Linked DNA regions of Homo sapiens: all the other regions are linked to region 6. A link is a loop called in an ENCODE intact Hi-C map of the cell type or tissue named here. Cell type or tissue: PC-9. All regions are shown on one strand. Links, peaks and the distances in the headings refer to the core of each region. The heading gives the core; the rest is flanking DNA.

Region 1 (4,631 bases), core at 450-4,449, 450 kb before region 6:
GTGTTTGTATTCAGCAACAGCATAGGTTCTCTTCCATGCTGATGTTCTGGGACTCAGTTCCTCCAGGGCTGAGGCCACATTGGTGCTGTCCAAAATCTGGGTAACTTGGGATGTGGGTGTTAGGGACAGTGCCCCTTGCTAAGGCTCCTGGAGGTGATCCCATGCAGTTTCCCAACTCCTTTCAGAGGAGTTGAACAGAGTGGTTGACACAGCTAAAGCAGCAAGAAACATCAACCAAGAGCACATGGCATTCTTACTTGATTTTTCTTGCTGGTTATTCCTAGTTTGCCTGGCCAATATGTCTCTGAAAAATCATCTCCTTTCAGAGGAGTTGGGAAACTGAAGAGGCATGAAGCCTCTGATTGCTGTGAGATTTATGTAACATGGGGGTTGACAAAGGCTTTCTGATTAATAAAATGTAATCAAGGAGAATAGCATGTGTGTGGAACGTGCATTAGTTCAGTGAAAACAAGGAACAGAAAGAAAGACAAGAGATGCATGCAGCATTGCTGATGGCATGGCATGTTTTGGACTCTTCGCTTGGTGTACCACGCCTTATTCAGAACAGTGTCCTGGGGATCCAAAATGCAGCTCTGTATCACAGGAGTTTCCTTCTCTTTGGAAAGACTATATATTGCCAGTTCTTGCCGGGCACATTGGCTCACACCTGTAATCCCAGCACTTTGGGAGGCCAAGGTGGGCAGATCACTTGAGGTCAGGAGTTTGAGACCAGCCTGGCCAACATGGTGAAATCCCGTCTCTACTAAAAATACAAAAATTAGCCGGGGGTGGTAGCAGGCACTTGTAATCCTAACTACTCAGGCGGCTGAGGCAGGAGAATCACTCAAACCCAGGAGGCGGAGGTTGCAGTGAGCCAAAATTGCACCACTGCACTCCAGCTGGAGAGAGAGAGACTCCATCTCAAACAAAAAAAAGACTCTATGTTGTCATTTCATAGCTTGCCTAGTACAATGGTTCTGCATAGTGGCCACTCAATATATTTTGTGTGATTTAATGTTTCAATACTGATGAGAGGCCTTGTACTTCTATTTGTTCTTCTCTCCTGGCTTTGGATTGGTCTGTTTGAAATTTAACCTTCTTAACCAAACACAGCCACAACTCAAGATAAGACTTATCAGATTTTTATCAGTAAACTAGAAAGAAGATCTAATGCAAGACTCAGATGTGAGTCACTGATTTGGTCCATTGTAGAACAGACCTGAGGCCCTGGGGTGTCCAGAGTCCACTAGAGTGCAGCATCTGGGCTAACCACGTTAACCAACTACGCTCTTCTGAGCTGGTACTAAGACAGCCACTCTATTCTGAGATTTGAACAGAGTGGTTGACACAGCTAAAGCAGCGAGAAACATCAACCAAGAGCACATGGCATTCTCACTTGATTTTTCTTGCTGGTTATTCCTAGCTTGCCTGGCCAATATGTCTCTGAAAAATCATCTCACTAAATAGCAGTAGTTAGCAAAATGACAAGATAAGCATTAACAGCTAAAATATGACAAATATTTTTAGGCATAAGGTATTCAGAAATATGCTTAAATAAATGCTATTTAGGCAATTATATTCTTGTGCCAGCAAATAACAAATGATAATCACTTCTTCCATGGCTGTAAGTTCATATTGATTAAGTTCAAACTTAGAACTCCAAAATGAATTACATCTGGTCATTGCTAAACTGCTTTGCTCACTGGAAGAAAAAAAAAATCCACAACACCTATTATACTGCATTTAATTAAGACAAGCATCAACTTTATATGCCATTATTTGCTTCTGCCAAATCTCTATGGTGTAAATATTGAACAGTGGCATCTCTTGAATGCTAATCAATCCTTTCTGAATTTCAAATGATTACATAAATTTTAGGAAATGCTTATTTGCCAGCATTACCCTCAGGTGCATATATATCAGCAAGGCATTAGTATGAAGATATGTGCAGTTATTTGACAAGTGTCTAGTGAGTGTTTTTCTAAATTAGAATATTACATATGAAAAGGTAAACACTGAGAATGAATGCTAATTGTACGAAGAACCCTGGGATATTTCTTTTGCTTATCTGACTTCATGAAGAACAATTTAACCAATGCTCTTGGGTAAAGATGTGAGGTAAATGTTCTGCTTCACTAGGCTTTGCAGTCCAGCCAGTGGCAGTGTGTGTGTGGGTGAGTATGTAATCATATTTAGAGGAAGCCAGCAATAAAGCAAATATTGTGACCAGCTTCAGGAAGGAGAATTGCCACATAATAGGAAAATCAGGTTTTGCTGTTTCAAAACCAACTTTTATGCAGCTACCAAGCAAAAAGAATTTTATGATGTTTAGACTATAATGCTTATTTCAGAATTAATAAGCATAAATTTTGATGCACAATTGGACATTTTTTACTAGTTTTCCACCCTTCTGAAGCTCTTACAGCACTTCCAGTGATGAGGTAGTCAACTAAGGGATAAGAACAGGCACTGCTATTTCACTTTCTAGAGCAGCTGTAGATTTGCCATATAGCAAATGGTACACCTGGTACTGTCACCTTCTGACTTACAGTGAATGAATCGTTCATCTTGCTTTAGGCACTGCAAACACAATTTAAATCAGTGATCAAATTTCTCTGTTGGATTTTTTTTTTCTTCTTCTTCTTCTTCTTCTTCTTCTTCTTCTTCTTCTTCTTCCTAGTTAGTTCCTGCAAGCAGATCTCTGTTGGATTTGTAAGCCTCTTTTATTAACTGGATGTAATGTTGCAAAAAAGCAAAATGGGGATTCATTTTTCCCTTTGTTTCAGTTGCTTTACTTATTAATAGATTTGTGCTCTCTTTTTCACCTCCCACACAATAGGAACACCTAATTTGGTGGCAGAAAAACAACACAACACAACACAAACTCAACAAGTTGCTGTGCCTCTTCTAGAGAAGTGGACAAAAAAGTACTCTCCTTTTGTAAGCCCTTTGAATTCTCTTCTCCAAAACTGTGTCTACAGTATTTCCAGGCTTCTCCAGAAGTGCTGAGGGAAGGGAGCACTCAGACTCCAACAGTGCCCCCCATACACTTCCTTTCTGGGGGGTTCATCGCTTAGCAAAGGCAAAATGTAGGCATCCTGAGCACAGCCCAGGTCAGAACAACTTTTCTTTTTCAAGAAGACAACCCCACAATGGCCAATCATCAGGTGATCCTGCAAAACTGTTTTCTCTCCACAGGAAGTGGCAGAAAAACCCCTTCATGATTTACACCACAATGTCACACTGACATCAGGACTCCGATTAGCTAATGGAACTGCAGTTAAAGCAACGAGTTCACACCCTCCACTGCACAATTAGAACATCCTTGCCAGGGGTAGCAAACAACTGAGCAGTTAGGGTGAAGAGGCTATGCATGGTGAAGTCTTTTCCTTTTATAAGAGAGCACATGCCAGCCTTGCTGGTAGATTCAGAATAGTACTTCCTATCGGACAAAAAGGAAGGGTCCTCTTTTAAAGAAAAACAGACAAGGAGAAAGACGTTCTGATTGAAGTGCCGTGGTTTTCTGGGCTATGTTAACACAGCAGCCTTTTGTATGCCTCACTTAATGGCTGAATGTTTGCTATTCCTACAAATCTCTGTTGTCTCTTAAGTGAGATGTGAGATCAGTAGTTGCTCTGCAGTTCTTGGCTTGTTTATAAAGCCTTCATTTTCAAATGAAGTGTGTGTGTGTATGTATGTGTGTGTATATATTCAGAGAGAGAGAGAGTCTCAAAAGTGATGAGACAGAGTTCCCATATATGATGGCTTGTGCTGGAGTTATAAGCTCTGGGCAGAGGTCCTGACTGGGCCTGGGGTATGGGGCCAGTCTCCCTATTTGCATGTTGCCTTACCAACCACTCTATAGGGAGCTTTGACAGCAAACCTCTGCCAGGTTCTGATATTGAATGCCAGAGGACAAATGGCACACACTTAAGTAAAGGGAAAAGAAGCATTAGATATTTCTTTAAATGTCAAAGCAGAAGAAATAATGGACAAAATTCAAATAAGAAAAACATTCCTATAGCAGAAACTAAAGACTATTGGAAAACTAACCACTGCAAATAAATTTCCCTATCTAAAAGACTTTTATCCAAATCTTTCAGCTAGTAAACATTTTATTTACTATTAACAATGTCAGTGTCATATTGCAAGAGCCGAGTTATGATTGAACCCTTCAGGAAAGCGGACGGCTGTACTTGAAAACAGAATGTACAAACTTACTACACTCCTCTCTGCCTGCCCACCACCCCCACTCCACCCTGCCCTGCCCCAGGGAGCTCGTCCACCTAAATCTTAGAGATGCAATTGGCTACTTTAGGATTTTTAATGCCAGTGACTGTCAGAGGGGAAAAGAATGACTATTTGTTTTGTTATTATTTTTCCTTTTACCATCACAAGCAGTTAAAATACATCCTAAAATAGACATATATATAACGAAAGCTATGATCATTTGGCTTTCCTAATGTCTAGTGAATGGTCCAAAGAAAACGTCATACCTAAGAGGTGACAATCAGCTACAAGGAGGAAGTCTTTAAGAAAGAGGTACCAAAGCTGTGAGGCAAATGCATTCTGGGAGCTTGCTGGAGCTCTGAAACCCAGAGTTCACATAGAGAAAAACAAAACTGACAATA
Region 2 (4,631 bases), core at 166-4,165, 590 kb before region 6:
TGCCAAACAAGAACCCTGTGACAGTCCCAGGACGCTGGGCAGAAATCTGTTGTTGTTCCAGAGCATTCATTTCACCCTCCTTCCATGCGCAGCAACATCATTAATGATCTGACCGCATTTCACGTGGCTTCCTGAGGCCTTTCCTTTGCGAGCGAGGCCTGGCCTCTTCCCCGAATCAGGAAAACTCTGAATTTAACCTATAATCATGCTGTTCTTGGTAACACCAGCGTCTTCCCACAAAAGCTCTAGAAATTGGTTAGACTTTCCAAGCTTTTTGGAAGATTAAGTCCATTAATTTTCATTGAGAAGAATATCAATTTTCAGTGTTTTCAGAATCCTTGGATGAAATTTTAGATCGACAATCTTGTGATACTCATGTACTTTCCCTACCCATCCCCCATGCCCCTTAGGAGACCTTTTCTAAAAAGTGAGACATTAGTTTGGGTTGCAGTTCACAAGGAGTAGTGGGAAGGGCCAAGAAGACTTGGCTTTGAATCCCAGTCCCACCATGAGTACGAGGAATGCATTTAATCTACCTGGCCCTTCGTTTCCTTATCTGGTCAGTGAGTAAACTATTGCCTCCAAAGTTTACATTGAGAATCAAATAAGATTTTTGTAAGGTGCTTGACACAGATTTTCAACAAATGCAAGTCCCCTCATTCCTGTGATCTCCTTTTTCTTGTGCCCTGTTTGCTCATAACAGTTTTCCAAAATCGAGTCTATTGAGAGTTTGAAAAAGCAGGAATTACGTGTTTTCTATTTGATGCTTTATATTTATTTATTTATTTATTTATTTATAGAGATAGGGGTCTTCTGTGTTGTTCGGGCTGGCCTCAAACTCCTGGGCTGAAGTGACCCTCCTGCCTCAACCCCTGTAGTAGGTGGGACTACAGGTGTGAGCCACCCCACCTGGCTTGGTGCTTTATTTTTAAGCACGTTAACCTTTCAGTAGTATTTAAAAAGCACCTTACCCACTGTGCTGCTATTATATACAGGCATCTGGAGACTGATAGGTTAAGTGAACTGGGGGCTCACTATGGAATATTGTGCAGTGGTTAGAACCAACATATTAGGTCTGCAAATTATAACATGGATAGATATTAAAAGCATAGTACATAGTGAAGAAATAAAAAATACAAAGTGGCATTTAACTTAATACCATTTATATAGGTAAAAAATTTATGCACCCTCCTGGAAATCTACCCTATAGATGTAAAAGCCCCAGTATTTATGGATTCACGTGCATAAATATGCAGCTTTATTTGTAGTGATAAAAAACCGTGTGCAACCTAAATGCCCGTCAGTAGAGGGATGGTTGGGTGAACTGCTGAACATCCATCTATCCCATGAATTACTAGACAGCTATTAAAAAAGAATGCCAGAGATCCGGATCTACTGCCCTGGAAGGATGATCATGACATATTCTTAGATGAGAATAGCAAGCCACAGAGCTATGGATTACGAATCCAGTTCATTAAACCAAATCTCTCTCCTCTCTCTCTCTCTCTCTCTCACTTTCTCTCTCTCTGTCTCTCTCTCTCTCTCTCTCTCTCTCTCTCTCTCTCACACACACACACATTTCTGTAACTACCAGTTTAAAGGATTGAGTGATCCTGAAGACGTGTGGAGAGATAGACCCTGCCCATGCTGTTAGCAGTGGTCACCTGCTGGGGGTGCAGGGAGATAAGAAAAAAAGTCTATCAAAGACTAAAGAAAAGAAAAGCTCATTATAGAAATGTTAAAAATCAGGACACAAATATTCTATCATGGATATTACTTACAATGCGTAAACAATGAAAACGCAGATGGACAAGGACCTGATTGTAACAGGAATAAAAGTAATACTTGGGTAAGAGGATTATGAGCAAAAGGAAAAATACATGAACACAAGACAGAGATATCCAGACAAACAAAATAAACATTAAACACCTTAGGATAGCAGCCTATGTGTGGGAGGAGAGAGGATGGGAGTGAGTAGGAAGATCAAAAGGAAATTTAAAAAATATTAAAGAGAAGGCACGTGTACAGCCCAGTGACATTGAATGGAGGTGGGAGTATGATGAACTCAACACTCTGCACCTAAGGTTAAAAAAAGTCAAATAAGAACTTTCCCCTAGAGTAGCTTATGTAAAGAACAACAATACTAGAACTTACATAGAGCAAGATGTACCCTCGACTTTAGGGTCCACTTTTCCACAGAGCGTAATTCAAGGATGACTGCGGTGAGCCACGTCCCCAGAGGTAGAGTAACTAAAATTTAGCAAGAGTCTGAGTAAGGACTAGTAAGTGTCATTATTATTCCATGCATGGGAATTCCCAGATCTGTCCTCCATGGACTCAGGCTAGCGTTACCTGTAATGATCAGCAAGAGAAGGAACGAACGTTCAGCCCATCAATGCCGTTGCTCTTGTAAACCAGACTAGATCACCCTGGGGAGAATATTAGCTATTAATTAGTTCCTTTAAATAGTGCCTTTGAACTTTTGGAATTAAAATTAATTGATGGTCTAAAGGAATGCCATGTAATTTCTATGGCATTGAGACTTTCTTCCCCTGGGATTAATCTGACTTTGTTCTTTCCCCCTCATTTTCCCAAGCTTGGATCTTTTTAACAGCCGATTGCACTTATCTTTTGAGCTTTGAACCCTGCCCCAGTGGATAAGTAATTTCATTTAGGTAAACAGTCTCCAGAAATAGATTCAAACAGTGAGCAAACAGCTTGTTTGTGATAACAGGCCCTGCCTTGCAGCCTGGTGTGTGAGGCTAACGGTCTCACGTCTGCTGATGGCGGTAGCTGACTTCCCCTCTTTGTAAACTGTCCCCCAGATGTGTTGCATTCTCTCAAGGTGGAAGGCAGGTCTTGTAAATAAACTGGGTTTCTCCAGGACTGATGCAGGGACCAGAGAGTCACATATAACGGCAGAGTGGTTTGTCCTGTCGGGAGGGTCTCACTGTCTGGTGTCGACCATCCTTGTCATGAGCCCGGGGGTTGCTCAAAGACCGAGATAACACAGTTGCCTTCCCTCTGCTGGAACGCATCCTATATATGACACTCATTATAGTTAATGGGCTGTTAGCTTTTCCATTAAGGGATTCTTCTAAGGGTTTATAACCTGGTAATAACAATAATTTGCTTCAGGCGGAAACTCCTGTAACAGGTATGAACAGCCCAACTCTTATCAATGTTGCTTGGGCTGGGGGAGTTGGGTCTGCTCCATACAGCATGCAAAAGGAAACTTGTCCAGGAACTAGAGGTTTTTCCCTTATTTATTTTCTTTTACAGTCACAATTGTAATAGCTGTATTTGGTATAAAATATTTCCAGAGAGGACGGTGTCATTGAGAGTCCTGAATGGGGCCAGCACATCTGCCATGAGAGCTCTGGGAATGTTGTGTGATTGGTGGTTGTGAGAAGCCAGATGCGGAGATCAGTCAGGAAACCCGAATGCTGATTCCAACTCCACAGTATATTAGCGTGGCTACCTGAAGAGCAGAGAGAACCCTAGCCCCCTTCTTAGCACAACTCACAAAGGCCTGAGTGGTCAGGCAGCCCACACAAAGTCCATGAAGGATCCACATTTATCCAAATACTGAAAGCTCTGGGCTTTGAAGAAGGCCATCCAGCATCCTATAGACCACAGGCAATGTTCTTGAGTGGCTTGGCCTGAGACACTTACTAACACAGGGCTAGGCTTCATGCTTGAAAAGAAGGTTACATGGTGTAATATTATGATATAATTATAATGATGTAATATTATGGTATAATAACCAAATATATACATTTGGTTTCTGCTTCTGGTTCCTGGCACATAGCTCCTAAAATCCTTGGAATCTCCAAAGTGATGTGTATTTGCATGCTGTCACGATGAACTGGTATATGTGTGTGTTTTAGGGTAGTGGTGGGGCCTGGATAGCCTCAGGATGGAAGCTGGTTGCCAGAGGAACCAACTATGTGATTAGAGGGTTGGAATTTATAGTCTTCTGTCCTCAACCCCCACCCTCGACCTCTGCCCTGAAGGAGGAGAGAGGGACTGAAGGTTGAGTTGATCACCAATGGCCAATGATGTAATCAGTCATGCCTATGTAATGAAGCTGCCATAAAAACCCAAAAGGACAGGATTCGAGAGCTTCTGGATTGCTGAACACATGGAGGTTCTTGAAGGGTGGCCCATCAGGAGGGGGCATGGAAGCTCCGTGCCCCTTCCTGGGTACCTTGCCCTGTATTACTTCATCTGGATGCTTATCTGTGTCCTTTGCAATACCCTTTATAACAAATAGGTAAATGTAAGTAAAGTATTTCTCTTGAGTTTTTTTAGAATATGAAGAATATATATATATATTCTTCATATATATATGAAGAATATATATATATATATGAAGAATATATATATATATATATATATATATATATATATATATATATAAAAGAGTTTTTTTTTTCTCATGGTTCTGTGAGCTGAGAAGTTCAAGGGCATGGTGCCAGCTTCTGGTGAGGTCTCACATGCTGCGTCATGATGTGGTGGTGGAGGTCATGGGAGAAGCAGACATGTATGAAGATGGAAAAACCTGACAGACACCCTTGTTTCCCTGAGTTCTGTGAGCTGTCCTAGTAAATTAATCCAATGTGAGGAAG
Region 3 (4,631 bases), core at 251-4,250, 340 kb before region 6:
CTTATGCTCAAGGCTGAATCCAAGATAATCCTAGACATTGTGTCTGGTAGAGGGGTCAAGTAAAGGAGAGAAGCATTAACAAGCCTCTGTTCTCCCTTCCTCTATAAATCTCTCTTGGTTTGTTAGAAGAGGTGTTAAAGATGCCAGGTGTGGTGGCTCACATTTGTAATCCCAGCACTTTGGGAGGCTGAGGTGGGTGGATCACCTGAGGTCAGGATTTCGGGACCAGCCTGGCTAACATGGTGAAACCCCATTTCTACTAAAAATACAAAAAATTAGCCAGGCGTGGTGGCGTGCACCTGTAATCCCAGCTGCCTGGGAGGCTGAAGCAGGAGAATCTCTTGAACCCAGAAGGCTGAGGCTGCAGTGAGCCAAGATCATGCCATTGCACTCCAGCTTGGGCAACAAGAGTGAAACTCTGCCTCAAAAAAAAAAAAAAAAAAAAAAAAGGTGTTAAAGAAAAAGAAATCCTTTTTTTGTTTTGTTTTGTTTTGTTTTGTTTTTTTGAGATAGGGTCTCACTTTGTTGCCCAGGCTGGAGTTCAATGGCACAATCACAGCATCCTCAACCTCCCTGGCTCAAGTGATCTTCCTACCTCAACCCCCAAGCCCTAGTCACTAGGACTACAGGCACATGCCACCACACCCACACCCAGCTAATTATTTATTTTTTTATTTTTTGTAGAGACTGGGTCTCACTATGTTGCCTAGGCTGGTCTGGATCTCCTGGGCCCAAGTGATCCTCCATCCTCAGTCTCCCAAAGTATTGGGATTACCAGTTTGAGACACTGTGCCTGGCCCAAGAACTCTGTTAACTCTGGTCACTACCTGTGGATCCAGGCCAGAAAAGAGGAATCTGAGAAGCACTGTTTTGGAGATGGACTCGGGCATGGAAAGAAGGGAGGCTCTAGAGTTTAGCTTCATAGAAGAAACTGGCAGCCTAAGCCCCAACTATGAGAATCAGAACATGGGCTTGTGTGGCTGGCATTCTAAATAAAGCTCGCTGGAGGTTAGGGTGACATAATGGCTATCACACTTTCCGCTGATGAAACGTCTACTTTCAGAGATCCTTATGAGCACAGAGCTTGCTGGAGGTTATCACTGAAATAAAATCAGACTCAGAGTGTTCAGGGGACCAGATAGCAAGACTCACATTACAGACTCAATACAGTGTTTGCACTGTGTATCATGTACCCCTAAGTATGCAGACATAACCTTCTGTGGATAATATGCAATATTATACTGAGTGCATAAAATATTCTGCAAATGCAGTTAATTTGAAGAATTATGGAAATTTAATATGAATCAAAGCATAATATTGGGCACTGTGGGAGTGGTCAATAAATATTTGTTTTATGTATAACATTTCCTACCACACAGATATGGCTCTTTTCTTGATATAGGTAAGTATAAAAAGCTTCTAAAGTTAGTACTGCATATTATTCAATAGAATCATCCCACTTGGGAGAAAGAAGTAAACCAAGACCAGAAACCAAGAGTCTGGCCAGTGTCCCAGAGTTAGTTAACTTTAAGGGAACAATCTAGTTATAACCTGAGTGTGCTGCTTTTACACTACAATGAATGATTATCTTGCAGGTAGGCAGAAGGAACAACTTTATCTTAATTCTGCTTTTCTATACAAGCACAGACATCTATACAAAACTTTCATGTAACCATCAGTGTGCATACAAGATGTAGCCCCTAGTTAAAAACCATGGAGACAGCTTTTTAAACAAAAGGAGGCTCATTTCCTAGTACAACACAACTGAATTAAATATAGAATTGTAAACCCTGACTGATGTCTACATACACCGGGCTCGGTTTTGTGAACCACTCAACACAGCCCAACTTGCAATTTGCCATCTGAAAGCTACCCTCGAGACCCTCAGACACTCTCTACAGCTGCACCCGTGGGTTCTTCCCAGTGGGGCTACCCTGGGCAATCAGAAAGACCCATTCAAGGGGCATCTCTCCCTCAGGAATCGGGTCAGGCCCTTCAATCCAATAGTTCAGTCCGAAGGCTCCTCACCGCCCTCTGTTCCTCTCCCTCAGCCCTTTGGATGGCTCCGTCCAGCCATTCACCCTGGGAACGACCGTTAGCACCCTCGTGGAGGCTACGAGGTAAACAGATTGTCTCCCGGTGCCACAGCCGCCTCAGGGTCACTAAGATGTTGCAGGTGCGGACACCTCACAACCACCTGCGGGGCTGCAATACCAGGAGGCGGAGGGGATGTGCTTGGGTTGGGAAGGGGCGGGTGGCTGCGAACAAGATCCTGAAAGAGGTCTCTTTTACCGGCAAATTGACTGGAATTTTGTTATCCCGGAATCCGGCGCCCGGAAGTGCCTGCACAGGTTTAGGATGTTGGGGTAGTCTCGCTGAGGCCAGGGGAGAGCCTTCTTCGGTACTTTTCTTGAGGTTTAGTCCCCAGCAGCCCCTTATGGGCTGGACCGACAGTCCTCCGGTTCCCAGCCCTCTGCGGTGGGACCGATTCCAGAGCTGCAGGTGTTCTCTGTTTACGCTCAGAGTGTACCGCCTCGGTCCCTTGCGATGTGAGTTGCGCGTGCGGTAGCTGGAAACACAGTTCTTCCAGGGTTGCAGAGAAAAGTGCAACAGCGTCTCTTTCCCCTACCTTACCCTCTTTAATTCACCCATGGGGTGTGGGGGAGACTGTGAGGGATCGGCGTGCGTGGTCTCCCGACCCAGCTCAACTCTATTTTGGCAGCGGCCAGCTGGGGCTGCGCGCAGCAGGAGCCCAAGACCGCCCGCGCGGGCGCGAGCCCCCGAGCGCGCGTCCCCCGTGCGCGCGCAGTCCGCGTCTCCGGCCCGAGCGCGCTCTAGCTGCGGCCCCGGACGCGGAACCGGAGCTGCGCGGAGCTGCCGGGAAGGACTCCTTGCCTGCGCACCGCGGCGGTTCTGCCCGACGAAAAAGATGCGAAATGGTTGTGTGCTGCTCTCTCATCTTTCTTGTGCCTGTATTTTCTGTGTTATCTGCAGAACAATTGATTGTGTGTTACACCCTGCTTACCTTCCCCATGTTTTCTTTTTCGTAAGTATAGAACATTTTTGGTAAACATTTCCTCAAGTGATATACTTTAGGGTGTAGTTGGCCCATAAAAAAAGCAATCTGTGACTCCACTGCATTCTGTGGAGTCAGCTGACTAGGAAGGAAAAAAGAGGAAAAACTCAAGCCTTGATTTTCTTTCTTGTTATAATGGAGCTGAGACTCAGAGAGCTCATGACAGGCCCCTGCAAATTCGGAGGGAAATTCCAGTCTGAAAGCCTAGGCAAATGCTGCCAGAAAAGGCACAGGTCCTTCAAAAACTGGGGAAAGGCAGAAGGGCCTGACTTCCAACAGACAAATAATTACAGATCACTGGGAATCACTTCCCTTCAGTCCTTTACTTTTAGAATTAATTGAATGTAGTCTTGCTATAAAATTCATAAGTTTGTAACTCTATTTTTTAAATGAATAGTAGCTTTATTTACTTATTTCTGTTTGTAAAAACAAAATATACTAATTGTTGCGAGAAACAGTAGCTCTTCAAATCCTTTACTAATGATGGTCTAGTTTTTTTGGTTTTTTTTTTTTTTTTTTGGAGGTGGGGGCATGACTTTCATTCCCCAGGAAAATAAAATGAAAATTTTTTACGGTATAAGCAGAGAATAAGACACCATACTTTTGTGTGGGTTGAAAAGTAACAAATACTTGACAGCTATCTGTTAAAGTTTGATCAATGATCACTCAATATGATTAACTTGTTTCAAATTGTTCAAATTTTAGCTTATTATTTCTGATTAAAAATTATCAGAAAATATTAAAGTTGAAATTGATAAAGTATAAATTATATTTTCTGGCTGATTAGGGTATTAGAATGACACCAGTAAACACTAGATATAATGAATAATATTCATATGTTGAAATATCCATTTGCTTTTTTTGAACTGCAAGAAAGATAAATGTGTGATATATATACATAGGCTTATTGTGTGCTTTTAATAAACATAATAGGAAAAGCCATGACTTAAAATGCAAAATCCATCAACAAGATTAAATTATATGTATGTAGTAGCAGAATAAATAGATGATCAATAGAGAAACTCCTACTTACCAATAGGTGTAAGTCCGTGCTTTAAAGACTCTTGTAAATCCCCAGTATCTGAATTAGAAGACATTCTTAGTGAAATTATAGGCAGTTCTTTGGCTTAAAGCAGAAATCATTGAGCAAAAGAAAAGTGCAGCTTGTCAAATTTCGTGGCCTTGGGAAGGACACATCAGACTACAGTAACCCTTAGTGAAAGTTAAGAAAAAGCAAAGGAAAAAAAAAAATCCAGAATTCATAAAGTTACAAGCAAGTCTTTCCCTGGACTCTGTACTTTTTCCAACATTAGTGACCTGCTGTAAACCATGTATCCAGTTTCATGATGGTTTCTAATCAGAAGAATGGAAACTTTTGATAGGCTTTGACTCATCACATGACTCTATGCAGGTTGATAAGAGGACCCTGTTATAAAGTGACAGCAAAAGAGATAAGAATTCTTGCCAGATAATGGCAAAGAAATGATTAACTCAGAAGTGGAGAGGTGCTATGCAGCACAGAGAGTGGAAAGTTGTAAAACTGAGGGGTCAGAAG
Region 4 (4,631 bases), core at 267-4,266, 500 kb before region 6:
ATGTAGTTTTTGTGCCATGGTTTTCAGCTCCATCAGGTCCTTTAAGGACTTCTCTGCATTGATTATTCTAGTTACCCATTCATCTAATTTTTTTTCAAAGTTTTTAACTTCTTTGCCATTGGTTTGAACTTCCTCCTTTAGCTTGGAGTAGTTTGATCTTCTGAAGCCTTCTTCTCTCAACTCATTAAAGTCATTCTCTGTCCAGCTTTGTTCCATTGCTGGTGAGGAGCTGCATTCCTTTGGAGGAGGAGAGGCGCTCTGATTTTTAGAGTTTCCGGTTTTTCTGCTCTGTTTTTTCACCATCTTTGTGGTTTTATCTACCTTTGGTCTTTGATGATGGTGACGTACAGATGGGTTTTTGGTGTGGATGTCCTTTCTGTTTGTTAGTTTTCCTTCTAACAGTCAGGACCCTCAGCTGCAGGTCTGTTGGAGTTTACTGGAGGTCCACTCCCGACCCTGTTTGCCTGGGTATCAGCAGCGGTGGCTGCAGAACAGCGTATATCGGTGAGCTGCAAATGCCGCTGCCTGATCGTTCCTCTGGAAGTTTTGTCTCAGAGGATTACCTGGCCGTGTGAGGTGTCAGTCTGCCCCTACTGGGGGGTGCCTCCCATTTAGGCTACTCGGGAGTCAGGGACCCACTTGAGGAGGCAGTCTGCCCGTTCTCAGATCTCAAGCTGCATGCTGGGAGAAGCACTACTCTCTTCAAAGCTGTCAGACAGGGACATTTAAGTCTGTAGAGGTTATTGCTGTCTTTTGTTTGTCTGTGCCCTTCCCCCAGAGGTGGAGCCTACAGAGGCAGGCAGGCCTCCTTGAGCTGTGGTGGGCTCCACCCAGTTAGAGCTTCCCAGCTGCTTTGTTTACCTACTCAAGCCTGAGCAATGGCAGACACCCCTCCCCCAGTCTTGCTGCCACCTTGCAGTTTGATCTCAGACTGCTGTGCTAGCAATGAGCAAGGCTCCGTGGGTGTAGGACCCTCCGAGCCATGTGTGGGATATAATCTCCTGGTGTGCCGTTTGTTAAGCCTGTTGGAAGAGCGCAGTATTAGGGTGGGAGTGACCCGATTTTCCAGGTGCCATCTGTCACCCCTTTCTTTGACTAGGAAAGGGAATTCCCTGACCCCTTGAGCTTCTCAGGTGAGGCAATGCCTCACCCTGCTTCGGCTCACGCACGGTGTGCTGCACCCACTGTCCTGCACCCACTGTCAGGCACTCCCCAGTGAGATGAACCTGGTACCTCAGTTGGAAATGCAGAAATCCCCCGTCTTCTGCATTGCTCATGCTGGGAGCTGTAGACTGGAGCTGTTCCTATTCGGCTATCTTGGCTCCACCCGCTCCCACCCCCGTCCCCTGCCGTGTCTTCTTTTCTCTATCTGTGGGTGGCCCTTCCTTGGCTTTTTGATTCTCACTTCTCATGTCCCAGCAGTCATCTGTTATTCAGCCTTTTATGCCTTTGTAAGCAGCATCCACATTTAAATCTTGTACCTTCTGTAAAATTATCTTTGGCTAATAACACTTCAGGCACAAATATGGCTGGATAAAGAGCCTGAATGTTAGTGTTGAAGACAAACAAGCTCCTCATTTGAGTTTCCTTTACATTAAAATGAAACAAAGCAAAAACAGAAAAGAAGCACAAAAAGCAGAAACCACTGTCATGCCACTTTTATTTTTTGCTTAGTTTAGCCAAGATGATTATTTTTAAAGATGTGAAATAAACCCATGATAATGGTGTGTTTTATTGCCTTTTCTTTTACTGGTAGGTTGAGGAAAGGCAGGTTCTTCCCCAAAATCAGATGATGAAACGAAAAGGGAGAGATGGAGTTTAACAATCCATCTCTTCTATGTTTTGTTTCCTAGATTCTGCATTAATCCATTACATGCCTGTAATCCTTGCACTTTGGGAGACTGAGGTGGGAGGATCTCTTGAGCACAGGAGGTTGAGACCAGCCTGGGCAACACAGGGAGACCCTGTCTCTACAGAAAACAAAACAAAACAAAATGTTAGCTGTGCATGGTGGTGCACACCTGTGGTCCCATCTATTCAGGGGGCAAAGGTGGGAGAATTACTTGAGCCTGGGAGGTCAAGTCTGCAGTGAGCCATGATCATGCTATTGCACTCCAGTCTGAGCAACAGAGAAAGACCTTGTCTCAAAACAAAAAAAAAAGAGAGCGAGAGATGACAGGCTTTCTCTCTCTCCCCAGGTGGTTGTGCCACTTTAAGACTTCTTTAAGGGAAGTAGAGAGGATGAGTGAGCACTGATCGGGCATTGCCCAAGGAGCTTGGCTGGAATCCAGGCCACACAATAGTTGCAGGAACATTTGACACTCAAATAACACAAGGCCCCAAGGCAAGAGCAGAGGCGAAATAAAGCCTGTTACAGCAACACTCAGGGGGAATGTAACACGTGTTTCCACACTTATTTATAGAAGCTTGTTCCACCTCTATGGCAGAGACCTTTTGGCAGTCTTAATTTACTTCTGGGGAAAATCTTTGGGACAAAATTTTTTTAAACAGCCAGTACCTTGCTAACTGCACTGATGGCAAAGTAATGTGAGCAGAAATGATCGACACAACATGTTTTCTCTTCTAACATAATTGCTTTCTATTTGTGTAGTCTGTAATAATTAATGTATAGAGAACATGGCTCAAGTGATTTTGTGATAAAATAAACAGGGAAACTACTAATCAAACCAAGGTATAAAAATTAGTATAGCTCTTATAGTTACAACATAGTCAGGGCTAATAAGTGGTGGTTATGCCAATGTTTCCCGTTGAGGTGGTATAGAAAATAAAGGTCACCACCTCAAAATTCTCATTTATGTAAGACTCATAGAATGTCTGTGTTGTCAATGCTCCCACGGCACTGAGCAGCTGACCCTTGTTTTGGATGTCTGTGGTTATAACTGTGCTTGTCTAGGCTCTTGTTAAGGTCAAGAAAATTTCTAGTTATTTGGTGTTGCAATTATTAGAAATGTATCTGTCACTATTGCTTCTTTTCTTTTTAATTTGTTATTATTATTTTTTTGAGACAGAGTCTCACTCTGTTGCCCAGGGTGGAGTGCAGTGGTGTGATCTTGGCTCACTGCAACCTCCGCCTCCTGGGTTCAAGTGATTCTCCTGCCTTAGTCTCCCAAGTGTCTGGGATTATAGGCATGTGCCACCACACCTGGCTAATTTTTGTGTTTTTAGTAGAGATGGGGTTTTGCCATGTTGGCCAGGCTGGTCTCGAACTCCTGACCTCAGGTAATCTGCCCACCTCAGCCTCCCAAAGTTCTGGGATTACAGGCATGAACCACCATGCCCAGCCTGCTTCTTTTAGGTCCTAAAGAAAATGCTCAGTTGTTGGAGTGAATGTTGACTCTACAGGACACCTTGGTGTGTGCTTTCAGGAAGACACTGTAGCTAAGTGGTTCAGGTTCCGAACTCCTGAGGTTTAGAATCAGAACTGTTTTTGAACCCTCACTCTGTCACTTTCTAACTGCAGGACTTTGAACAAGTTATGTACGTCTGTAAGTTTCAGTTTTCATAGTCACAAGAAGGGGTCGTTATGAGGATTAAATGAAATCATGTTTGCATATTAAGGTAAATGCTAAGCTTTGGAAATAAAGAGACCCCAAGATATAGTGGCTTAAATAAGAGAGCAGTTTATTTCTCTGTCACTTGAGGCTGGTCTGTGGACACTACCAGGCCATTCAGGGACCCAAGGTTACAGCTTTCTTGTTGCTCTTCAATCACTGGTCATCTTGGATTGCTGTCTGCACCTCGGGTCCAGCCAGGGAAAGGGCTAGGCGCCAACGACTAAGGAAAGTGACTCGCTTTTACCGATGGAGAAGACTGAAAAGGTATGCTTGTCACTTCAGCTCACATCCCATTGCCACAGCCCCATCTTACTCACTTGGTCGTGCCTCACTACAAAGGAAGCCGGAAAATATAGTCTTCAGCTGGGCAGCTGTGTGTCCAGGAAAAAAAGAGAGGATACATTTTGGGGAGATAACTGTCTGCCATAGCATATCGCACTCAAAACTCAGCACGTAGTGCTTAAACATAGATGCTATTATTTTCATGAAATCTCTCTAGTATGTGTTCTTTGGGTCATTTCCTCAACTAGATCATTGCCTGGAACAATTAATATTTCTCAAGTGAGAAATATTGGATATGGGATACATTGTTTTTATTCAACTAATTAATACAAATAAAATTAATAAAAATATTAAGACATTTTTATGGATGTTCTGGGTTTCTCCAGTGCAACTTTTTCTTTTCTTTTCTTTTTTTTTTTTTTTTTGAGATGGAGTCTTGCACTGTTGCCCAGGCTGGAGTGCAGTGGCGCGATCTCGGCTCACTGCAGTCTCTGCCTGCTGGGTTCGAGCAATTCTCCTGTCTCAGCCTCTCCAGTAGCTGGGACTACAGGTGCATGCCACCATGCCTGGTTAATTTTTGTATTTTTAGTATAGACGAGGTTTCACCATATTGGTCAGGCTGGTCTCAAACTCTTGACCCTAGGTAATCCACCCTCCTCAGCCTCCCAAAGTGCTAGGATTACAGGCATGAGCCACCGCGCCCAGCCCAGTGCAACTTTTTCAATTGGCTGTCTTTCATCAGATGGTGGGGTGAGCTGTGAGGAAGGGCTGGGA
Region 5 (4,631 bases), core at 268-4,267, 220 kb before region 6:
GGTGCTGACCAAGGTTATACAGGTAGCAAATTTTTAAGCTAGAATTGAGCTCAATCTGTTGGTCTTCAAAACCTAGGCGTCTCCACTGCACAGTATTGGTTTCCCCTTTGCAGGGAAGTGCATCCTCAGCCAAATGAATCATTTCTTGATACAGAGCAGGAAGCAGTTCATTGCCATAAATCGATTCAATTTCTAACCAAATCCTTTTGTGCACTATCTTCTTCTTCTATTCTAAGTGGAATCTTTATTAAATTCTGTGGAAAGCATAAATAAGTTATCATTAATTACACTTGGAGCCTCTAAAGATTGATATTAAAATTTTTAAAAGTTTAAAGAGTTAATTAGGCCCCAAATCCTGAGTCACACTTAACAACATAGGGACCTTAATAACTATTGGCATTCAAATATTGATGATCAGCAGTTCGAAATTTAACAATTAAGTATATTATGCCTGAGAGTATTTTGGAGAATTTCAGGTTTGATGAGTGGAAATTGACTTTACTTTTTTTTTTTTTTGAGACAGAGTCTCACTCTGTCACCCAGGCTGGAGTGCTGTGGTGTGATCTTGGCTCACCACAACCTCCGCCTTCCAGGGTTCAGCCACCCGAGTAGCTGGGATTACAAACGTGCACCACTGCACTTGGTTAATTTTTGTATTTTTTTTTTTTTTTAGTAGAGACGGGATTTCGCCATGTTGCCCAGGCTGGTCTTGAACTCCTGGCCTCAAGTGATCTACTCATCTTGGCCTCCCAAAGTGCTGGGATTACAGGCGTGAGCCACCGTGCCCAGCCACCTTTTATGTATTACCACACGTTGTAACAAAGTGGTGCAAAGTGTTCATTTAGTAATTCTTTTTTTTTTTTTTTTGAGATGGAGTTTCACTCTTGTTGCCCAGGCTGGAGTGCAATGGCACGATCTCGGCTCACCACAACCTCCACCTCCCGGGTTCAAGCGATTCTCCTGCCTCACCCTCCCAAGTAGCTGGGATTATAGGCCTGCATCACCAAGCCTGGCTAATTTTGTATTTTTAGTAGAGATGGGTTTCTCCATGTTGGTCAGGCTGGCCTCGAACTCCTGACCTCAGGTGATCCGCCCACCTCAGCCTCCCAAAGTGCTGGGATTACAGGCATGAGCCACCGTGCTCGGCCTCTTATTTATGTTCAGAGTCCTTGCAAACCTCATCAAATGCCCAATAACAAGGCTTCCTCCCAGGCTTACTGCTATGACCACAGAAGATTCCTTCTGTCCTTTGCAAATCTTTTTTTTTTTTTTTTTTTTTTTTTGAGACGGAGTCTCGCTCTGTCGCCCAGGCTGGACTGCGGACTGCAGTGGCGCAATCTCGGCTCACTGCAAGCTCCGCTTCCTGGGTTCACGCCATTCTCCTGCCTCAGCCTCCCGAGTAGCTGGGACTACAGGCGCCCGCCACTGCGCCCGGCTAATTTTTTGTATTTTTAGTAGAGACGGGGTTTCACCTTGTTAGCCAGGATGGTCTCGATCTCCTGACATCATGATCCACCCGCCTCGGCCTCCCAAAGTGCTGGGATTACAGGCGTGAGCCACCGCGCCCGGCCCCCTTGCAAATCTTACAGCTAACATCTTATGTGATGCTGTGTGGCATACTTAGGGAATCATATGTGAAATTACTTAATCATATGCACACTCAGAGGTTGAAGGAACATGTTTGTGTGACAAAGCACCTTTTTCTATATCAGATTTTTTTTTTTTTAAAAACAAGCCAAAATGAAAATATAAAACCCCATGAGATATCCATATGAAGTAACTCTGATTTATGCTGACGTCGTTTATCTGAAGAGTATGTGCCAAGTACATTCAGGGTGGCTTTTTTTCTCAGGGTCTGGAAGCATGAGTGTTACTGGGGCAGACTTTTTCCGGGGCCAATATTTGGGACCTGACAGCAATTCAGGTACATCTGTGGAACGAGGGGTGATGGAGTGATGAAGCACTAGAAGGGGACTGCTGCCAGAAGAAGGCAGTCGGGGAATGCTTGAGCTAGAAATTGCAGGTGGGACAATGCCAATTTTCTTCTTGATGGCTTCCTGAATGGCTCGTTCAAATTATCAGACTTCATCAGTTGTCATGTACTTGTTTGGGCATGACTCACTATGTCATTTGCAGGCGAGGAATGTTGATTGCAAACTTTTTATGTTAGTTTGCTCAGGCATGTTTTTTTCATATTCCTGAACATCATCCATTATCATGTACCATTCATCAACCCATGCAAAAGCCTATGTCGTCTTTGACTGACTTGTGTACAAATTGCCCTACTTTGGTCTGAAGCCTCCAGACCTCCAACCTCACTGGTGGTCTCCAGCTTGTAGAAGCACATGATGGGCTGATGTCTATCTATTCAGCCTGCCCTTAACTGTCCCCATCCTGTCTTCTCTGACTTGAAGTGTTTAGGATCCTCAGATTCTTTGTCGTAGTGCTCTGGAATTTCATTGCAGACAATATCAATAAAGCAAACGTCTCTTTCTAGGTTTTTGGCTTCCTTGTAAAAAACATTTACCGGCCAGGCATTGTGGCTACAGGTGTGAGCCACCACGCCTGGCTTTCTCTCTATTTTAAATTAAAAAAAAAAAAATTGCCAGTTTATTATAAAGGATATTACAAAGGATACAGATGAAGAAATGCATACAGTAAGATATGGGGGAAGCGGAATGGAGCTTCCATACCCTCCCTGGGTGCACCACCCTCCAGGAACCTCCATGTATTCAGCTATCTGGAAGCTCTATTTTCATAATTTTTAATGAGGCCTTAAAGTTGCTTTCGTGACTGTAAGTTTTTCATATTAGGTGTTATAGTTGAATGGCTTTATGTAATTTCTGATTAAGACTTTTAAATAATATTCTCTTCAATATTTTTATATTCAACAATAGATTCTCTTCCCACAAATATATGACAAAATTTAAACCAATCTTCACAATTATTTAAAATAATTATAACACATGAATTATATTGGAAATAATAGCCTTTCCTTATCTTCTCCTTATAATTGTAACACTGAAATTTCTTATGATAATGTGATTTCTATAAAACTTTTCCATACCAGGTATTTCAATATAATAATATAGCAAAATTTTGCAGAAGGCATTTGCATTGTTGGGATGGTCACTTAGAAACCATTAATAGCAAATAGGGAGGTGTGTCTGACTTACGTGATGACAGATATTTAAGTTGCTGGCTGTCCAGTGCCTGTCGGGAGTCCCCATCCAAACTCCTGGAACAAGGGGTTCATGGAGCTGCAGGAAGAGTTATGTAATAGGTTCCTAAGAGCATTCCCTCCAGCAAGATGAGGGTGGAGGATGGCAACAAGGCTGATGGCAAGCACTGGGCAGACAGTAGTTGAATCTTTGTTGTTGCATATATTAAATATGTCTATATGCTCATTGGTATTGGTGTGTTCTAAGTGACCACTCTAAAAAGGCAGGCACATTCTTTAAAATGTAGCTCTATTATTATTTTGAAATAACGTAGAGAGCTGGCTCCTAAAGTCAATATCCAAGTAATAGACGGGGTGCACTGGTGCAGTCACAGCTCACTTCAGCCTCAAACTCCTGGGCTCAAGTGATCCTCCTGCCTCAGACTCCCCAGTAGCTAGGAGCATAGGCATGTGCCACCACACCTGGCTAATTAAAAAAATTTTTTTTTTTTTTTAGAGATGGAGGTCTCGCTATGTTGCCCAGGCTGGTTTGGAATTTCTGGCCTCAAGTTCCTGCCTTGACCTCCCAAAGTACTGGGATTATAGGTTTGAGCCCCTGCTCCCAGCCCAGTTGCTCATGCTCCTTCAACTCTCTGAAGATCCTCAAAGAAGGCTGCTTAAGGCTGGGGGTGACTCTCTTGGCGACAAGCCAGCTTAGTTGCTGTGAGTGCCAAGGAGATTAGTATCTCTCAGCATGCCTGTAATCCATTTGCTGTTTACCAGTATATTTTAGCACCCTGATTAGCAAGCTGTAGTATGAATAGTGTCTCAAAGGAGGTCTCTGTATCCCATTTCCCATGCCATGCATATGCCTAATGAGGATGCCCTAAAAACTGGTTGAGCCTAACTATTATCAGGAGAACCTGAAATTCTGTACCTCCAGGAAAGTTCTGCAAAAGAGATCTTCCCCACTTCCCTCACCCAGGGCGGTAGGTGGGCTGAGGAGTGTCCAATATGGCACTAACTGTGACCAACTGAATTGTGAAAGCTGATTGCAGTTCTTTGGGGTGGAGCCCAGGCAAACTTCTTCAGTGTGTATCAATCCAATAGAAGCTGCTACTATGAGTGGAGGAAGGGAAAGATTAAATAATCTTCTTTGGCCAGGTTGGTCTCGAACTCCTGACCTCAAGTGATGTGTCTGCCTCGGCCTCCCAAAGTGCTGGAATTACAGTCTTGAGCCACCGTGCTCCGCATTGAACTTTATTTTTTAGTGCAGTTTTAGGTTCACAGCAATACTAAGTGGAAACAATAGAGTTCCCACTGCTATGTCTTCAAGGTCCAGCTTCCATATCATTATCTCTATGAAATCTTCTCTGATTTCCCATAGTTGTAAATAAAAGTTTCCTGTTCCAAAATTTCACAGCCCCTTTAAGAAAATTTAACAAGGTTTCATTTTCTAATCTGTTTTATT
Region 6 (4,631 bases), core at 415-4,414:
CTCAGCGAGGTTTATATAAACTTGCAAGGTATGTGTTTCATTGTTACTTTGATGACCCATATTCAGGGACCACAGAAAGCTCTGTATCTGCCCTGCTTATTTAACAGCTATTGTGAGGAGCCAATAAAGTAAGTGAAAACCACTTATAAAGTGTAAAGCACCGGACAAATATTCATTAAATCTTTGTACCTTTATTCCTATAGCCCTGAACACTTTGTCTTCCCTTTCAAAAAAACTTAAGTTACCTCTTATATTTTACTTCATTTAGTCTCATCAAATCCCTTTAAAGTAAAGAGCTAATTGCTTGGTTTAATAAACTTCTCCTTTCTAGTAGTCTATTAGCTAGTTTGTCCTTTATAAGTTGTGCAAAGTGACAGCAGGATTGGCTTTGAGGCCTTCCAAGGGTTTTCTACTTAAAGTCTTTCCGAGGGAGCCTAACATCAAAAGTATAAAGGAAGGAGGGAATAGCTTTTCATTTCAAAGGCATCACACTTTGATAAGGTTTTTGAGGAAATAAAAATAAAATTAATGAAAACAGTGGGCTAGAATCTGATCTCTGAGCAATGTATTTCTTAGGTTCATACAGGCTTCCAGAATTCTAAAGTAGTAACTGAATGAAGGGATTCTTTAGAACTGTCTCAGTTCATGCATCTAAGACTCCCTGGAACTATAGCTCTGCAATTTACATGGAAATCATCCTGCAATTTAGGACACATTGCTTGGGAGAATCTACATGTCTGCTCTGTACAGCATTATGTTTTATTTATACTGGTAACCATACTAGTGCTGTATTATGTAAGAATAACCCAGTGATTTTTATTTCCCATTAGAACCTTATGTGCTTTAATTCATCACTATTCTCTACTAGACTTTAAATCCTTTGACAACAGATAGCCTTTGCCTGTTTCACAGCTTCATTTCCAAGGCTCAGCACAGTGCTTGGCATAGAGTTGGCCAATAAATATTTGTTGAGAAGCTGAATTAATGCAAGGTTTTATAAAAAGGATGCATAGAAACTGGATGATACTCTGAGGACAGGTGTTGTATCTGCACATCTTAGAATTCCAAGTTCCACTTTTTTGATCTTCTCAACAAGCATGATATAGATTGTATGCTTATCTGATTCTCAGTTATGAAATCTCATCATCACAATGGTGTCAAAAGTACTGAGAGTATTATATGCTGCTCCTCATGCCTTGGAAACATCCTGTAACTATAGTTCCTTGCCTGACTGTGACTTTATCTGCAGCAGACTTTAAGTAGGGTAGGATCTCACTAAATCTCCAAATTAATATTTCTTCAAAGACGATCTCGTTTTAAGTGGGAGTGCAGGGCTAGGGAGTGGATGATGAGTTGGGATTGGAAATGAGAAATGGGAATAGAAGCAACATAAAGATAACTCTGGAAGAGAAATCCTTGACTTGCACTGGGTGTGAGAAGGGAGAAAAATGATAAACTTTTAGACCACAAAAGCAGGGATCAGGGTTGAGGAGTAATGTAATTGATAACACATATTTACATTTTTCTATCTTTAAGAACAACTAACATGTTACAACTACTCATCATAAAAAGTTTCCATTGTTTTAAGGAAAACAACATGTTGCATCATAGAATCACAAAACAGCAGAGCTGGAAAGAAAATCTGAGACCACTTAATTTGGTTCGTTAATTTTACTGTTGAAGGAACCAAGCCTTTCCTAAAGATCTTTATGAACCTTATTTCTATTTTGCCTCCCATATTTATTTGGAAATTGTGTGGAATGCTTGGGATTATGGTGACTAATGCTTGGGATTAGTCATACAGCAAGGAGTTCAAACATAGTCCACGGTGACAATTAACACTTTGAACTGGATTGAGACAATCTGATAACTGAGTAGACAGTCATTATACTGCCTTCCCAGAAACAGTAAGCACCTTATATGACACTTTTCTAAAAGAATCCTTAAGAACCTCTCCTATAAAACTCACACATTGTTTTACTGAGAAGAATACATCAGGTGTCTGAAAGAATAGAACTAATTTTTGATTTTGGTAGCAACAACCCAAGATGTCTTGTGTTCTTAAGTCAATTTCCCCAAGACTATTTTATTCTCAATATAATCAGCATTTGGGGAGGGGGTATTCTTTGAAATATTCTAAATGTTAAATATATAAGAAATATTCTGCATTGTGCTTCCCTGTTTCCATAAGCTAAATCTTTCAAGAGAACTCTCTGAAATGATACCCTATCATTCTCTCATTTAGATACCATATCAATCTAAACTGATTAGAGTCATCACAACTGCCCCCAACACAGTTGTCCTCAACTAACAATGGCACTTCGGAAAAGCCTGCATTTCATTGATGACTGAAGTCCTCACTAGTGCAAAACAGTAGCTCTTCTAGTCACAAGACTTTATTCCACATTGCATAAAATTCTAGGAGTCTCTGTGGTATGTTCATACTGAATCAGGGGTAGCTTTAATAGAATTTGTGTTTATGACCATCAGGATTAAGAATGTAAATTGATGCTAACTGCATGACTGACACCTAGTGGATATATGCCAGTGGTGCTGTTTATAACCATGCTTCCTTCCTCCCCTCAACCTGCCCTGGCAGGCATGCTATATTATGGCCCTTCAGAATATTATCCATATGGGGAAAAAAAATCACATTGGAAGAAATCATTGTCTTAAATACAGAATTATGTCATTATATATTGCTAAAATAATAGGACCAAAAACCTAGAAATACAGAATATTTACAGAGATTTGAAAGAATATACAGTAGCTTGGAGTTAAAAAAAAATAAAATAAAAATAAAAAAAGACCAGATATCAAAATTTAGTTTGTTTAGTTTGTTGGAAAGGATTGAAATACACTGACATGTAAAAGCTTGTGTAATATACAAATATCCACACAGAATTGAAATGCTTAGTATTATATCTTATCTTTGTTTTTTTGACATTAACTTACGTGCTTGAGAGATACACAGATAAAGGTTTAGTCTACTTATTCTGACATGAACTAGCACTTGTGATTGTAGTAAAAGTGTTAAAACTGCTACTATTCTGAGAATCAAATATTGATAATCAACAATTAGAATAAATTTTACATAATTTGTATGTTTCTTTTACCTACTGGGAAATTTTATTATTACTATTAAAAATAGACAAAAGGGTTGATTGTGTCAATAAGAAATTTTAAGCACAAAATGTTTTTTAAAAAGTGCATGTTTTATTGTAATTAAGGTACTGGAATTCAGATGATTATATAAATATAATGTAGATTATAGTGTCAAAATCTGAATTTTAGGAAAAAGTCTGGGCACTTTTATTCAAGAAGTTATTAGTTGTAGAGAAACAACAGATTGGACACTGTGAAAATACAGCAGTTTGTTTTGCAGATTGCCATTATTGGAGAAAGTAATTTTTAGTTGCCAATAATAAAAGATACTTTGAAATGCAGTCTCATAGATTTTTAAAAACCGTATGTTTTCTTATAGAAGTTTTCTTTAGTAGAAATTACTTTCCAGTCCATTCTTTATCTTAAAGTATGTAAAATTTCGAGCAAAAATACAGCATTGTTTTAAAGGGCATCTTCTCAGTGAGAGCAGTACAGCTGTGTAAATTGCATTGTATGGGACACTCTTGCACAGTATAACAGTGCTGCATAATAAGAAAAAGTCATGCCGCTTATCACTCAGGGCAGATGGCTTGTGCTTCTCTTTTTGAATATCAGGTAGACCTTATTCCAGATCCTTTAGATCAGTCTTTACTTTAGGAATGGTCAGAGTCAAGTTGGCCATGGTGGACATTCTGCCAGTAGGTGTAAATAAATGGCAAAAGTCAACAGAAATTTTATAAGCAATTTCACACTGGCTGGGAAGGAAAAGACTGGAAGTTTGCTAACTGTGTTTTTATATATATTTATGCATTGATACTGAGAAAAGCTTCCTTGTGATGAAGTGATTATTATAAATAAAGCTGATTGTGATTATACTTAAATTACAAGGTCCTACTCCCCATCACCACCTCTGCCCCAGCTCCCCCAAGTAAACCACTGTTCTGGTTTCTTTCGTCATGTATTAATGTTGCCTGTTTCAGAATTCCATATAAATGGAATCTGATGCTCATCTGTGTTACGTGACATGCATTAACCTTTTTATTGCCAAATAATATTCCTTTCTTCCTCAGTAAAAGAGCCACCCACCCACCGCCCCCACAATATCAACATTGTAAAACAAAGCACATGAAGTAGTTTTAGAATTGTCACAACCAGGACAACACACACACACACACACACACACACACACACACACACTCTCACATATTAAACTTACAAAAAAGATTTCAGGTCTGTTTGCAATTGTACACCCCAGAGTTGGGGTTGGGTACAATTGCAAACAGACCTGAAGTCTTTTTTGTATGTATAATGTCAAAGTACTATGAATATTTTGAATGTAAAAGTCAAAATATTGTGTTCAAAACTTCCTTAAATTAGTTTTCTCAAATGTGATTGTTATTCAATTGAAATAGAGTTCAGTTGAATTTAATTGTTTGTTTGAATTTAGTTTTAGCTTTGTCTTTTCAACAGTTGCTTTAAATATATAGAACCTTAACAGTATCATGTATTCAGCACAGGGTTGGATT
Region 7 (4,631 bases), core at 419-4,418, 820 kb before region 6:
TTGGAGAGCAGACTTAGCTTTATTTCATGAAACATGGAGTCTCACAGGCTGCATACTAAACCCTGACGGAAACTTTAGCATTTTAAGCCGACTGAGCAAAAATTCTTTCTCCTTTGGTCTAACTCAGCTTCAGTGGAAATCTAAGAAAAAGAAAGAGGGAGAGAAGTTCCCTGATTTTATAAAGACTGTCCAGTGATTGTGTGAGCTACTTATAAAAGTAAATCTAAAGATCTTTATTCACTTGCACAGGGTTTAAGTTAAAGTAGTAACAATGTTGGATATCTTTCTGGTATAGAGAAGGCAATATTCACAATTTCTTTTTTCTTTTCTTTTCTTTTTTTTTTTTTTTGAGACAGAGTCTCGCACTCTTGCCCAGGCTGTAGTGCAGTGGCACGATTTCGGCTCACTGCAAGCTCTGCCTCCCGGATTCTCGCCATTCTCCTGCCTCAGCCTCCCGAGTAGCTGGGACTACAGGCGCCCACCCCCACGCCCAGATAATTTTTTGTATTTTTAATAGAGATGGGGTTTCACCATGTTAGCCAGGACGGTCTCGATCTCCTGACCTTGTGATCCGCCCACCTTGGCCTCCCAAAGTGCTGGGATTATAGGCGTGAGCCACTGCGCCCGGCCAATATTCACAATTTCAAAAGGACTATCTGGGAGTTTTAGTAGTCTGGGCAAGCTGATTGCTCTAACAAACAACCCTTACACTGAGCAGCTTAACACAATAAAACTTTATTTCTCACTCATGTCACATTTTAATGTGGGTCAATGGGGCACTCTACTCCATGCAGTCATGCAGGGATCCAACTCTACCTTGTGGCTCCACCCTCCTTTAGGTTCTTGGATCTTCTCCTTCCAGCCAGCAGATGGGAAAAGAAAAGGAGCATCCCATGTAGAATGTTTTAATAGGCCAGGTCTGGACGTAATGTTTCCAATGGGTAGAATTTAGTCCCTTGTCCACACCTAACCTCAAAGGAGACTGGAAAATGCAGTCTAGCAGTGTGCCCAGGAAGAAGTGAGGAGCACAGATGTTGGTGATTACTAGTGGTTTCTGCCATAGGACTCATTTCTTTCTTTCTTTTTCTTTTTCTTTTTTTTTTTTTGAGATGGAGTTTCACTCTTGTCACCCAGGCTGGAGTGCAATGGCACGGTCTTGGCGCACTGCAACCTCCACTTCTCGAGTTCAAGTGATTCTCCTGCCTTAGCCTCCTGAGTAGCTGGGATTACAGGCACCTGCCACCACACCTGGCTAATTTTTGTATTTTCAGTAGAGACAGTGTTTTACCATGTTGGCCAGGCTAGTCTTGAAATCCTGACCTCAAGTCATTCTCCCGCCTCAGCCTCCCAAAGTGCTGGGATTACAGGCGTGAGCCACCGTGCCTGGGCAGGACTCATTCATTTCTTCATGCACTCATTCATTCATAAATACTTACTGAACAGTCATTATGTGCCAGATACTAGCTAAGAAGATAGGACTTCAGAGTATCTGCCTTCAGGAAAATACAGTCTTGGTCTTGAATCCTCACCTACTAGCTGTGTAAGTTTCATCTGTTTGAGCTGCTAGGTAGGGATGAATGGAGCTTGCAGTGCCATTGTGAGGGCTGCATGAAATAATATATATGAAGCCCCTATCATGTTTACATACATGTAAATGACCTATTCTGCATTGATCATATGTTTTCAATATTATTTGCTATTACTGTTAAGACACAGAATTCACACAATGCTTGCTTTCCCCTCAAATCTCAAAATAGTAGATTTGTGCTATCACTTTCACTGTTTACAAATTAGCCGGGTTTTCCTTCTATCCAAACACCATTTTTCCAAATACAAAAAATACTTAATTCTTCAACCCAAGTAGTTTATGGTTTTTATTATAGCCCATTTGTGCCCTTCATATTGAGAAAAGAAAAACATTCATTTGAAAGCCTAGAAGCTATTGGCAGTATAATCAGTGGGAGTACCAGCGAAAGGAATCGCATAGGTTTGCACAATAAAACCTCGAGTTTGAGGGACAAAGAGGTCTAGCCATCCACTGTTGTGTTCACATTGGCCACTAGATGGCAGTGTCTCACAGGAATATGATGACCCACTCTGGGGCACTAATGGGTATTTGCTCTTGGACTTCAAGTCTTAACTTCAAAACAAACTAAAGAGAGATGAAAGAAGCAGCATAAAAATATTAATTTTTTTGTTCTTAAACTTGTGAAAAGAAATATCTCTAAACACTCTCAAAATGTTCTCTTGTGACATTTTATATCCATTTTTATACCTTGAGGCCAATAGAAATAATGCAGTTATTAAAGTTTATGAACACTGACTGTGTGTGCACGAGGCTCTTGGAGTTTTCTGAGTCAGTTTCTGAGTGCCCTTTGAGCTTGATTTCTATTCTTGGTTTTCCATGCACATTTGGGAGCTGGTCTTGATTGAAGCTGCTGATAAAATTCTCATTTTTTTCCTGGTTAAAAAAAAAAAAAGGCTGGGCGCGGTGGCTCACGCCTGTAATCCCAGCACTTTGGGAGGCTGAGGCAGGCGGCTCACGAGGTGAGGACTTTGAGACCAGCCTGGCCAACATAGTGAAACCCCGTCTCTATTAAAAATACAAAAAAAAAAAAAAAAAAAAAAAAATAGGTGGGCGTGGTGGCGGGTGCCTGCAATCCTAGCTACTTGGAAGGCTGAGGCAGGAGAATCACTTGAACCCGGGACGCAGAGGTTGCAATGAGCCGAGATCGCGCCACTGCACACCAGCCTGGGCGACAGTGTAAGACTGTCTAAAACAAACAAACAAAAGAAAACGAAACACAAAAACGCCAGGCATGGTGGCTCACGCCTGTAATCCCAGCAATTTAGGAGGCCATAGTGGGCGGATGGCTTGAGGCCAGGACTTCGAGACAAACCAGGCCAACATGGTGAAAACCTGTCTCTACTAAAAATGCAAAAATTAGCCGGGCGTCATGGCGGGCGCCTGTAGTCCCAGCTACTTGGGAGCCTGAGGCAGAATTGCTTGAACCCAGAGGGCAGAGGTTGCAGTGAGCTGAGATCGTGCCACTGCACTCCAGCCTGAGCGACAGAGCGAGACTCCGTCTCAAAAAAAAAAAAAAAAAAAAGAATGAGACATTCACTCATTCACTCAGAGACATCCAGAGATACTGAAAGCTAATGGGAGAATTTCTAGCAGTGTTTATCCTTGAAGTGCTCATAAGACTGTCCAGCCTAGAATGGAAGTTAGGTAATGTTTTGTTTGTTGCTTAGTTTTAATTCATAGCTATGTGTTTTCTTTTTCAGAGAACCAAATACTGAGTGGCAATTCATTAGACGTGGTTGGAGATGATGCCTTAAAAGAGAGCTTTATTAATAATAATAATCACAGAAGTTATTGTTTACTGAGATATCACTATATGTCAGGCACTGTTCTAAAGGCTTTGCATATATTATGTCATCTAATCCTCACTCCAGCCAGGTATGAAAAATACTATTGTTATTGTTACTTTACAAGCAAGGAAACCGAGAGAGAGAGAGGTTAAGCAACGTGTTCAAGGTCACAGGGCTAGTAAACAGTAGATTCAAAATTTGAGCATGGGTTTATCTGGCTCCAAAGCCAATTTTAAAAACCGAAGCCCTTGTTTTTCTTTTTTAATATGTCATATTTCTTTTCTTTTCTTTTTTTGAGACGGAGTCTCTCTCTCTTGCCAGGCTGGAGTGTAGTGGTGCAATCTCGGCTCATTGCAACCTCCACCTCCCGGGTTCAAGCGATTTCTCTGCCTCAGTCTCCCAAGTAGCTGGGACTACGGGCGCCCGCCACCACGCCTGGCTAATTTTTTGTGTTATATTAGAGACGGGGTTTCACCATGTTGGCCAGGATGGTCTCGATCTCCTGACCTCGTGATCTGCCCGCCTCGGCCTCCCAAAGTGCTGGGATTACAGGCATGAGCCACTGCGGGCAGCTGTCATGTTTGTTTTCTTATTGGATTGTCTCCCTGCCTAGACTGTGAACTCCACCAGGGCAGTGATGATGTATCTATTTTGTTCATCATTTCCAGATGTGTCAGATACCCAGCAGGTATCAAGAATGATTTGTCAAAGGAAGAAATGTATAGTGATCATGTTTTCAGGATAAAAATAGTCATGTGTTTCTAGAAGATGGTTTTTATTGATTTGTTCATTTACTTATATGAAGTCCTGTAAAAGTTTGAGTGTGGTGGCTCACGCCTGTAGTCCCAGCACTTTGGGAGGCCAAGGCAGGCAGATCACTTGAGCCCAGGAGTTTGAGAGCAGCCTGGGCAACATAGCAAGACCCTGTCTCTATGAAAATAAAATAAAATAAAATAAAATAAAATAAAAAAGTCATGTAAAGATAAAATATTTCATCGCATTTAAAAATAACCCTTAAGAAATCAACATAATCAAGACAATTTAAATTGCTGAAATCAGCAATGTTGGGAAGACAGGATTGCTGCCCGAAAAGAGCTGCAGTAGACTGAGAAGTCAGCACACAGCAGCATGAAGATGGACAGCCTGGGCCAGGCACTGTAGCTCACGCCTGTAATCCCAGCACTTTGGGAGGCCGAGTTGGGCAGATCACCTGAGGTCGGGAGTTCGAGACCAGCCTGACCAACATGGAGAAACCC

What was found. Peaks named below come from ENCODE experiments on the same cell type or tissue, not always from the same donor. Only the 100,000 strongest peaks of a DNase experiment are listed, where the experiment ranks them.
Region 1: a loop joins it to region 6, with 4 times the contacts of the local background. A loop is called at or near these places in 16 of 110 quality-filtered maps.
Region 2: it touches region 6 in a loop (16-fold over the local background); 25 of 110 quality-filtered maps call a loop at or near these places.
Region 3: a loop joins it to region 6, with 6 times the contacts of the local background. A loop is called at or near these places in 12 of 110 quality-filtered maps.
Region 4: a loop joins it to region 6, with 4 times the contacts of the local background. A loop is called at or near these places in 8 of 110 quality-filtered maps.
Region 5: it touches region 6 in a loop (10-fold over the local background); 3 of 110 quality-filtered maps call a loop at or near these places.
Region 7: it touches region 6 in a loop (12-fold over the local background); 55 of 110 quality-filtered maps call a loop at or near these places.

Annotation. Positions count from the first base shown.
Region 1 is chr1:200,128,324-200,132,954 of GRCh38, reverse strand. All of the region lies in intron 7 of NR5A2 (nuclear receptor subfamily 5 group A member 2), which reads right to left. Among named protein-coding and RNA genes, the nearest start is that of NR5A2, 100 kb to the right of the region's middle. In PC-9, for the core only: no CTCF peak of the experiment used is centred there; DNase peaks (open chromatin) are centred at 1,174 and 2,174; H3K27ac peaks cover 1,891 bases.
Region 2 is chr1:200,273,701-200,278,331 of GRCh38, reverse strand. No RefSeq gene overlaps it. Among named protein-coding and RNA genes, the nearest start is that of LINC00862, 98 kb to the left of the region's middle. In PC-9, for the core only: a CTCF peak has its summit at 1,680; no DNase peak of the experiment used is centred there.
Region 3 is chr1:200,027,390-200,032,020 of GRCh38, reverse strand. It overlaps NR5A2 (nuclear receptor subfamily 5 group A member 2), which reads right to left and starts at 4,311. Exons shown (of 8, transcript NM_205860.3): 1 at 4,110-4,311. The coding sequence starts at 4,173. RefSeq lists enhancers at 1,646-2,146, 2,147-2,647. In PC-9, for the core only: no CTCF peak of the experiment used is centred there; a DNase peak (open chromatin) is centred at 2,150; H3K4me3 peaks cover 2,609 bases; H3K27ac peaks cover 594 bases.
Region 4 is chr1:200,182,066-200,186,696 of GRCh38, reverse strand. No RefSeq gene overlaps it. Among named protein-coding and RNA genes, the nearest start is that of NR5A2, 160 kb to the right of the region's middle. In PC-9, for the core only: no CTCF peak of the experiment used is centred there; DNase peaks (open chromatin) are centred at 2,296 and 2,856; H3K27ac peaks cover 536 bases.
Region 5 is chr1:199,906,799-199,911,429 of GRCh38, reverse strand. It overlaps the pseudogene LOC100422076. Among named protein-coding and RNA genes, the nearest start is that of NR5A2, 120 kb to the left of the region's middle. In PC-9, for the core only: no CTCF peak of the experiment used is centred there; a DNase peak (open chromatin) is centred at 2,089.
Region 6 is chr1:199,682,757-199,687,387 of GRCh38, reverse strand. No RefSeq gene overlaps it. Among named protein-coding and RNA genes, the nearest start is that of NR5A2, 340 kb to the left of the region's middle. In PC-9, for the core only: CTCF peaks have their summits at 2,345 and 2,545 (motif pointing left); DNase peaks (open chromatin) are centred at 1,797 and 2,487; H3K27ac peaks cover 1,691 bases.
Region 7 is chr1:200,507,749-200,512,379 of GRCh38, reverse strand. No RefSeq gene overlaps it. Among named protein-coding and RNA genes, the nearest start is that of ZNF281, 100 kb to the right of the region's middle. RefSeq lists a silencer at 1,980-2,029. In PC-9, for the core only: CTCF peaks have their summits at 1,862 and 2,062 (motif pointing right); a DNase peak (open chromatin) is centred at 2,079.